2 separate regions of the Homo sapiens genome follow, and region 2 is linked to region 1. Evidence: read pairs that join two places in POLR2A ChIA-PET (ENCODE). Cell type or tissue: OCI-LY7. All regions are shown on one strand.

The links. Peaks named below come from ENCODE experiments on the same cell type or tissue, not always from the same donor. Only the 100,000 strongest peaks of a DNase experiment are listed, where the experiment ranks them.
Region 2: POLR2A ChIA-PET joins it to region 1 with 6 read pairs; 2 of 35 experiments call an interaction of 5 or more read pairs at or near these places.

Annotation. Positions count from the first base shown.
Region 1 is chr2:30,765,450-30,770,449 of GRCh38, forward strand. It overlaps CAPN13 (calpain 13), which reads right to left. Exons shown (of 23, transcript NM_144575.3): 5 at 4,864-5,000. Among named protein-coding and RNA genes, the nearest start is that of CAPN13, 39 kb to the right of the region's middle. RefSeq lists an enhancer at 1-430. In OCI-LY7, no CTCF peak of the experiment used is centred here; a DNase peak (open chromatin) is centred at 3,082.
Region 2 is chr2:30,822,429-30,827,428 of GRCh38, forward strand. All of the region lies in intron 3 of LOC124905982 (a long non-coding RNA gene), which reads right to left. It overlaps LOC105374435 (a long non-coding RNA gene), which reads left to right and starts at 1,074. Exons shown (of 3, transcript XR_939930.4): 1 at 1,074-1,380. In OCI-LY7, no CTCF peak of the experiment used is centred here; no DNase peak of the experiment used is centred here.

The DNA.
Region 1 (5,000 bases):
GTGGAGGAAGTCCTGGCTGCAGCTTTTGTTCTGGTAATGCAAAATCACACATGATCAGGACCTGGGTCTATCCTGCTGCTCCCTCCAACTGGGTCTTCCACACTGGACAAGACCCTTCCCCTCCCTGCCCTTGGCCTTTCATCTGGAAGCTGCAGGGTGGACTGGATCAGTCCTCAACACTCCTTTCTCACTGTTTCCACCTCTGACATTCTCTCTTCCTGGGGATCACACAGAATTCCAGTAGATTCACTTCAGCAAATGCGTATCGTATCAAGCAGTCACTATCAGCAGGACTCTGCCCCGGGCACGAATGCTTAGAAGGAATGGCTTAGAAAGCCTTTTATTAAAGAAAGCTGAGGATTCCCAGAACGAAGGGGCATCTCTACAGGAGCCCCCATGTGACAGATTAATCTTGACTTGTTTTAAAACTGGTTCTAAACCTTATCCTCCTGCTCTCCCTCTCTCTGACCCAGGGTCTAGATTTTTCTCTCTGGAGCATTTGCTCAGTTAACTGTAGAGCCTTCTTTGGTGGTGAGCGTGCCCGGTTGGGGCTGAGCTCTGGACTCCCTTGCTGTCCCATGTGGGTTCTGGCTCCTGTTCCAGTTACCAGGGAGTGGCTGAGGGTGCTGGAAATTCACAAGGACTGGGGTTTGGGAACCCATTCCCCACCAGTGCTACCTCCTGCTCTTTGCAACAGCCCCTTTCTGGTGATACGCTCAGGGCGCCTTTCCTGGCTTCAAACAGGGCTGTGCTAAAGAACAGCACTCCAGAAAAGCCGCGGTGGGGCCTGGCCCCTCTGTCACTTCACTGTCTCACTGCCTGTGGGCCCCACCTGACGTCCTGCACCCACAGCATCCGGCAGTCACCTCGGAGTCACCCAAGACAACCAAAGGCACTCCCTGCCACTCACGGCTAGAGCCCTTTGGTGTCTTCTGAAGTCTTCTCTTACTACGTATCCACAACGCCCATGAAACCTGTCCCAGCAGCAGCTGGGTGTTTTGACAAGGAGCTATCTTTCTGCTTTCTAAACATGAGCTCACGGATCCTGCTGATGTTCAGGAACATGGCAACTATTCTTAGCCCCCTTTGCTGACAGGAAGTAGAAAGGAGAGAGAGAGAGAACTGTGTTCACCGCAGCCACCACTATTCCTCGTCACCTGACCCAGGAATTCTGAGACAGCCTTGTCCCCATCCCTCTGCTTCAGCCTCATTTGGGGAAAATGTCTTTCTGCCCGGCAATCATATGAAAGAGGAAAGAATTCAGATAGAGCCAGAGAAGATGCTGAAATGCTGTAGAGATCCCATAAAGGATGGGAAGCAGCCTACCAGCTCTCGTCCCTCAATCTCCTCTCTATTTCATGACCTCTGGGGAAAACAAAACCCTAAATATGGTTTTCATTTGACTTGACCAATTAATTTCCAGACTCCCCAGCTGCAAGGAGAATAGAAAGTTTAGAGTCCATGTGTTCACTGGGCTGTTGCCTGCACCCTTGGAGGGAAGAGGTCCCTCTCCATCTGGACAGATGGGCTCTCTACATTTGGGCTGTGGTCCTCATGTGCCAGACGCTGAGCTCCACAAGCAGCAAAAGACAAGTCATTTTCCTGTAGGACTGACAGCGTCAGGGATGGTGGGAAGGCATGGGAAATAGCGACTAGGGAAAATCGTGCTCACCCCATCCTCATCTGCATGTGATCTTGGGCCAGCCATTTCACCTCGCTGAGCCTCAGTTTCCTCATCTTTCAAAGAAGGTGGGGTTTGAGGCTCACAGACGTCCTCTCTGGCTCTGAAACCCCATAATTCTATGTGATTCACCCCTGCATTTCAGAGCTTCCTTTTTTGGATAGTGAGGGGTGGGGGACCTTTTAAACAGCTTTAATAGTTTGAGACATTGTATCCTCTGCAGATTTCTTTAAGCAGTAGAATGCGGATGCCAGGTCCACGTTCCTATTTCTTTTCAAGCTGAATGATTGCTTGAGGTCATCTGTTAACAAAATGGGGTCAAAGTCATCATGTCCTTCTGCAAGATTTCTACTTCTCCCAGGGAACCACTGGTCTCCCCGTTTTTACATAAGGATAAAACGAGGCCCTGAAGAGATGAGGGCTGAATCCGTATTGAAAAGATAATGGCAGTGTTTTCGTAAGAAGCTTATAAGTGAATTCACCTCCCAAACATGTGGATTGGTTCAACAACCTTGGCTGTTATCTGGGCTTCATTCTCAAATGCTAATGAGCAGCTGTTTCTGACACTAGAAATGAATAAAAAATTTAGTTTTTCACAAGTTTGCCTCAAAAAGAAAGAATGCACAAAAAGAGGTCTTGAGGCACCTCACTGTTTGGACTGTGACTTCCAGAAGGACAGGGGTGGACTGTGGTGCTATCACCACCTCTAGGGCCCAGGACTGCACTCGGCAAGGCTGCAGAATGGACGGGAAAGATAAAGATGTCCCCTGGCCAGGTGAGTAAAGACCTGGCAGGCCCAGCTTAACTACGTGCACCTGCCATCTCATCACAAATGGAGACTCATCTCTGAAGAAGAGATGATCTTCAGAATTTTCTGGACCTATGATGCTCTCCACTCATTTTCTCCTCAAGGGCATGGTCCTCTCTGCTTTTATCTGCTAGCAATGATCCCCAGCTCTGGCACTTCCCTTGCCCCTTCACGGTGCCTGCCTCACACACAGCCCCTTCTGAGGGCAAGTGTCCCCTCCCCAGATCCTGTCCCTTTGTAGCCACTTGACCCAGGTCATGGCTGATTGGGCCGATGGGGTCCTGACCCAGGCTTGACCAATAAGACTCCAACTCTCTGGATTGGAATCAGGTACTGGGCAGGGAATCGGGTGGAAAGCAGCAGAAGGTAAAGACAGAGGCACAAGGCCAGTTGGCCTGATGAGGAGTTCAGAGGAAGTGGGGGTCCTGAGAAATGTGGAGCGAGGAGGCAGCAGAGGAAGATGCATAGCAAAGACAGGTGACTGGGTGGGAGGAGGAGGAGCGGGCCAGCTACAGAGAGGAGCAGAGCAGAGCAGAAGCCACAGCAGCTGCAGCCAAACCAACGCCAGAGCCTTGCTCCAGCCCCTGGGGACCAGCCCCATGAGAGTCCCTGCCCCTGGGCCTCTGCATACCTTCCTGTCCTATTTCCAGGTGTGCCGCCTTCCCCCTTCATAATATCGTCACTGCAAGGTCTTGCTCTTTTTTTAAATTTGTTTCATTTCATTTCATGAACTTTCTTTTTTCCTTCCTTCCTTCCTTCCTTCCTTCCTTTTATCCACATTCTTTTTCTCCTCCACCCCAAGACAAGCATTTCAGGATGTGGAATGTGCACCTTTTGTTTGTATGCGTTCTTGTGAAATGAGAATTGCTGGGCACAGAGTTTCCATTTCCATAAATAACTGTGCATGGGATTGCTCAGTGCCTCTTACCTCATTTGCAAAAGCTAGAAAGCTGGAGAATGCCAAGTGTTTGCCAGGATGTGGGGATCCAGGAACCCCCAAATAGCACAGGAGGGAGTGTGCACACAGGCAGCCTCTGAAGGACAACCTGACAATACTTATCTTGGCTACACGCACGTCTCACACCCACTAAGGACACTTCTAGGGGGCCTCAAGGACCCTGTCTCTAAGGACTGTCCCAGTCACAGTGCACAGATGGGATCTGTGGCTTCTGACTGCTGCGTGGCTCTCCATGAAGTGTACCCACCCATTGTACCCACTGACCTCAGTGATGGACACTCCATACCACCCTTGTGGCAGTCAAGAACATCCTCAGATGTGTCCCCTTAGGGGCCCCCAGGAATGTCCCTATTGGGTGTGAGAAGTGTGTGTAGCCAAGCTAAGTATTGTCGGGTTGTCCTTCAGAAGGCTGCCTGGGTGCACACTCCCTCCCGTGCTGTTGGAGGGTCCTGGATCCCCACATGCTGGCGAGCACTTGGCATTCTCCAGCTTTTGCAGTCTCATAGGAGGAGACGGATGTGTCATTACTCTTCGTGTTTCCATTGTATTGATTATGGAAAGTTTGAGTGTATCTTCATCACCTGTGTGGGTGTTTAGGACAGTGCCCTCTTCCTCACACACACACGTGCAACCCCCCATCCACAGTCCTGCACACAACCACTTGAGTCAGTCTGAGAGCATCTGTCCCAGTGCCAAGCACAGTGCCTGGCATATGGTTAAATGCTCAATAAACATCTGCTGAATAAAAGCAACCCAAAGAATCTAAGTACGACATGTGAATTGGGATGTTTATAAGTTCTTAAGCTTGTCAGCACCTAAAGGCAGTTCCTAAGTTATGGTATTTTGACCATATGAGAATAAGCATGTCCTGCCCCACCCCCACACATAAATGCCACCTCGTAGCAGCCACACCGGGTGCCCAACTGCCTGGACCACCCCTGATGATGTCTTTATTTGAATCACTCCCATTTTTGGAGATGCCTCCTCCCACCTATCCCCTCTCCCCTTGCTGAAATCCTGCCCATCCTTTGAGGCCTCACTCAAATGCCACCACCTCCACACAGCCTCAGCCTGACTTTCTGTGAGTCAGAGTCAGAATTGTTCACTCCTCCGCGCTCTCATCGGACTTTGACCGTGATATTATTAAATATATTTCTTTGGGCCCTGATACCAGCCTTGCAATAATATCATTGTCAGTGCATATCTCTGTCCAGCCCCTACCCTGCCCACTCTTCACTATGTGCCTGTGGGACTCTCCTGATGGCCCCAACATGGACCTTTGCACGTGGTGATTGTTTATGGAGATGCCCAGCCAGGTGGCAAAGGCTGCAATGCTCCAACAGGGACTGTTTGCATTCCGGGTAGGCAGGACCAGCACTGAAACTCTGGGCTGATGGGTGGCGGGGTTGTACTTACTTGGCATAGGCCTTCTCCAGCAGGCAGGGCCAGAACTCTTGGTTTTGGTGGCGAGGACGCACAAAGAGGCATTTATCTCCCTGGACAGGTAGGCGGTCATCAATCACCACTTCCACCCACTGGCCACATTGCCAGAA
Region 2 (5,000 bases), 57 kb after region 1:
TCCACACCAACCCACCCTGGTTTTCTTATTTTTTGAGGCAAGCTTGCCAAAATGAACAAACGCCAATTTAGTTACCTAGAGAAAGGGAGGCTTCTCAGGACCTTGAGAGGCAGCATGTGTGTGATCTAAAAACTTTTGGGGTGAGATTAGAATCTCAGGTTGGGCTGTTACTGAAATTATTATCTTAGGCAAGTCGCTAAAATCTTTAGGCCTCAGTTAATTTGTCTTTAAAATGGGGCTGATGAATTAGCAGAGTGGCTGAGGAATAAAAGCAGCAATGTGGGCAGTATCTGGGACATGGGAGTGTGTGTGAATGCAGGCTCCTCCTGGGCTGGGCCCTGCCCACCTGGGGTCTGTCCCCATCAGACCCCACAGAACACTCAGGACAAGACTGAGCCACTTCTCTCCAATTCATGCTTCTCTCCTGGTAGCCAAGGTGCTGAGAGAACGTTGGAAATGTCCCTGGTGGGATGTTGGTCCTGGACCAGATTCTCAGATTTCCACTTCTCTCACTGTAGTGCCAAGAAGTACCTTGGCCAATTTTCCTTTAAGAAGTGGCCAGGAAGGGAGTTTTGCAACTTGAGGCAAGTGTTGTAAGGGTAAAGGAGACCCCTCTTTGGCCTGAAGAAATTCCAAAGTCAATGTGGAGAACAACCCCGAGTGGGACTTCTGCATCATCAGTAGTGATCCCAGTCTCCCAAATAAATTTTATTAGAAGGCTGATTAACAACCAGCCTTGGCAAAATGCTGTGAGAATATCAAATGCAAAAAAAAAGTGGGACTCAAAATAATATATTCAATATGATCTCAGCTGTGTTACACAATGTTTTAGAAAAATTCTGGAAGCAAAAATGCCAAGATGTCACAATAATTGCCTCCGTATAGTAAGACTGGCTGATTTTTCTTCATGCCTTCTTTACACATTTCTATCATTTTAAATCTTCCTACAATGAGCAGGGGTTGGGGAAAGAAAAGGAAAAAGAAAATGGAAAATGCACTCCCAGCCGTGAGAGAGGGCATGGCAGTGTTTCCCACTGGTCTCTCCCACAGATGACGCCTGCAGAGGTGCGCGAGGCTGGGTGTCCATCTCACTCACCCAGCCTGAAAATGTCTATGTGAAGAAGCGTAAGCAAAACAGACACTTGTGCTAATCACTGTTCAGAGCTTGGCTGCTGAGTGTTTTCTGGGAGCTGCATTGTCAGTTGAGGGCTGCCCGCTGCGTGGGGTGGATTCCCCAGCCCTCACAGGATAATTTTATCACAGAGGACAACATTTGTAGTTCTGCATGAGTGGCTCTCCTGGCGAGATAAAGAAGAGACAGTGAGCTGAGGCTGAGGCTGAGAAGGCTGGCATATGTGATGTCTTCGGGGATCGGAAGCTGTAAGTAGCACAGAGGGACACACAGAGGCCTGTGGTGGTGGAGGAGGGGCTTGACGGGTCCTGGTAAGTCCTGTCTGTCTTCAAAACCTGCTCCCCCTCTGATGGCTTCCTGCCCCTTCAGTGCCTGTGAGCCTTGCCTTGGGACCTGTGGGGCACATGCCATGCCACTGGTTGCCATGTTTTTCAAACGTTTAACCCATTATTGAGAGAATCCTTAGTAGAAAGCCAAGCCTATGGGGAATGGACATCAAATGGATATGTTTTCATGACAGGGAAAATAAATGTTAAGACTAGGAGATTTTAGAGCTGGAAGACAGTCTTTTTTATTTTTTGGACAGAGTCTCACTCTGTTACCCAGGCTGGAGTGCAGTGGCATGATATTGGCTCACTGCAACCTCCACCTCCCAGGTTCAAGCAATTCTCTTGCCTCAGCCTCCCAAGTAGCTGGGACTACAGGAGTGCGCCACCACGCCTGGCTAATTTTTTGTATTTTTAGTAGAGATGGGGTTTCACCATGTTGGTCAGGTTGGTCTTGAACTCCTGACTTTGTGATCCGCCCGCCTCGGCCTCCCAAAGTGCTGGGATTACAGGCGTGAGCCACTGCGCCCAGCCTGGAAGACAGTCTTAAGATCACATTGTCCTAGCCCTTTGTTTTGTAGGGAGGAGTTGAGTTCTAGACAAGTTCATATGAAACCTTGATTTGACCCCTTTGAGTCCAGACCAAGATTCTGCTTGTGTTATGGGTTGAATTGCATTCCTTCCCCACCCCAAGAATTATGTTGGAGTCCTAACACCCAGTACCTCAGAATGTGACCTAATTTGGAGAGAGGGTCTTTACAGAGCTAATCAAAAATATAAGATGATCCAGAAAGGCCCTAAATCAACATGATTGGTGTCTTAGGAGATTTCTAATTTAGACACAAAGACAGGCATGTACACAGGGAGAACGTCATGTGAGGACCGAAGTTAATGCTGCCACAGGCCTCTTACTGAATGGAGGAGAGAGGCCTGAAACTGATCCTTCCCTGGCACCTTTGGAGGGAACGTGGCCCTGTCAACATCTTGATCTCAGACTTCCAGCCTCCAGAATTATGGGATAATTACTATTGTTTAAGCCACTCTGTGTATGGTACTTTGTTATGGCAGCCCTATGAAATTAGTACAGAAAACCTCATCAGAGGAAGGATTTACAACCTTGGCTGTATAGGAGAAAGCACATCTATGAATTCTAATAATCTGTGCCAACTCTGTACCTCATGATTATTAATAACTGAGAATGAACAACTCACAGTCAAACTAGATCAAACTTGAAGCACATTTGGAAACTCAGCTGATACCCAAGGACCTGAGAAACCAAACATTGTGATTCAGTACAAGCTGGGCAGAGCAGATCTCTTGGGAGGCTGCCCTGTTCCCTAGAATGTGGCTGCCTCTGGGCGAGGAGAGAAGAACTCAGGCCAAGGTAGAGACCTAAAAGTAGGATTGTGGCTGGGAGAGGTGGCTCACGCCTGTAATCCAGCACTTTGGGAGGCCGAGGCGGGTGGATCACAAGGTCAAGAGATAGAGACCATCCTGGCCAACATGGTGAAACCCCGACTTTACTAAAAATACAAAAATTAGCTGGGGGCAGTGGTGCATGCCTGTAGTCCCAGCTACTCGGGAGGCTGAGGCAGGAGAATCACTTGAACCCGGGAGGCGGAATTTACAGTAAGCCGAGATCGTACCACTCCACTCCAGTCTGGCGACAGAGCAAGACCCTGTCTCAAACAAAAAAAAAAAAAAAAAAAGAAAAGGAGGATTGCATTCTTTTTCTGTCCCTTCTTGAATCTCAAAGACAGGTGTCATTCAGAGGCCTAACAATGATTCCAGTGCCATTGACCAAGAAATCAAACTGAACCAGTTTGATTCAGTAACTGGGTATGTTAGCATGAGACATAGGAGAGGGGCTTATGGAAGGCAAGTGACAGATCAAATGCAAGAAATACAGTTACTTTCTTTTTTTCAACTGAAGTTTTTCTTAAATCCCTTCAGTCCAACACTTGAATTCTTTTTGTTAGTAAGAAGTGAGGTTTAGGGACACCTTGTCAGAGATGCTATCTGGCTAGAACCAATCTTGGAGACAAGGGGTTCAGACCACGTTTGCTTTCACTCCTTTCCTTCTTAAGCTTGCGCATTGCATCTGTAGTTCACAAAACAGTGAGGGGCTCCTGGATTAGAACTACCTTTTTCCCAGATCCCTTTGTCTCCAGGAAAGGGATCTGAAATTCCAATCTGTTGACACATTGCCAAACACAGTGATTTGGCTGGCAAAATGCCGTACCACAACTGTGGAAAAAAATTAGCTCTGATGATTGAAAAGCAACGTGGAGCTTGAGGGTTTATCTCCATGAAGGGGCATGTGTGGATATGATGGTGCAGAGCTCTCAGAGCTGACTTCTGAGCCCAGCTGAGGAGCCCTGGCATGTAAAATGGGAGATGGAATAGATTAGCCATATTTAAATGTGTTTCTTCTCTCTTTTTACATCAGTGGAATTGTGTCTTCAAATCTTAATTGGAAGCTCAAATAAATAAATAATAATAAATGTTTAAATGAGTTGCTTTGTTTAAAAAATGGGCAAAGGACTTGAGTAGACATTTTTTCCAAAAAAGGTATACAAATGGCCTATAAGCACATGAAAATGTGCCTAACATCTGTTACATCAAGTTTAGCTTAAAGCTGCCTCCTTACATATTTTAGGTTTGGCCTAAGGGTTTTTCTATACATCCTGAACTATAACAAGTGGAGGTGTAAACAGACTGTAGCCTGCACTTGTGCCAATCACTGAATTTTGGCCAAATGTAGCCAACTGTTCAAACAGTGTTGAAATAAGGCAAATGCTGAGCTGTAACCAATCCAGCTGTTTCTGTATCTCAGTTCTGTTTTCTGTACAGTTGCTTTCCTTTTTCTGTCCATAAATCCTCTTCCACCACATGGCTGTGCTGGCTCACTCAGAAGGCTGCCTGATTCACGAATCATTCATTGCTCAATTAAACTCCTTTAAATTTAATTCGGCTGAAGTTTTTCTTTTAATAGATGGTGTCAGAAGTGGGATCAGAAATAGAGCTTCTAATGACCCTCCAGGAGTGCTGAGTGACCAAAGTGAGGTACCTGCAGCACCCGTTAATCTCTCCGGGCAGCTAGGGATCAGGATCATGATAAATTATCTCAGATTTTGGAGCTTCACAAATTTGTGTTATGAGCTTTCTGAGTTTGAGCAAATTTCTGATCCAAACTGGGCTTGGAAGTTGCCACAGAAACTGGACTGGGTCCAGGATCGGATTTGACTGGATTGGATCCAGTTAGAGGCCTCTTACATCTGACTGGGTCAGAAAGAAACTGGTAGTAAATGGTAATATTGTAGGGGGTGTAAAATTTGGCTTTTGAAAATTTGCAGGGATTTGTGTGTTCTATCACTTTGTTTCATTTTTTCTTGGTAGAAAAAAAAAAAAAAAGCATTGGCTAAGTTAATCAAGGAGACCTGAGTGCAAAGCCAATATCTTAGGTAAAAATGGGATCCTTAATTTCTGAAGAACTGAGTTCCTCCTGGCTTACACATCCATAAGTGTTAGGCCCCAGAAGC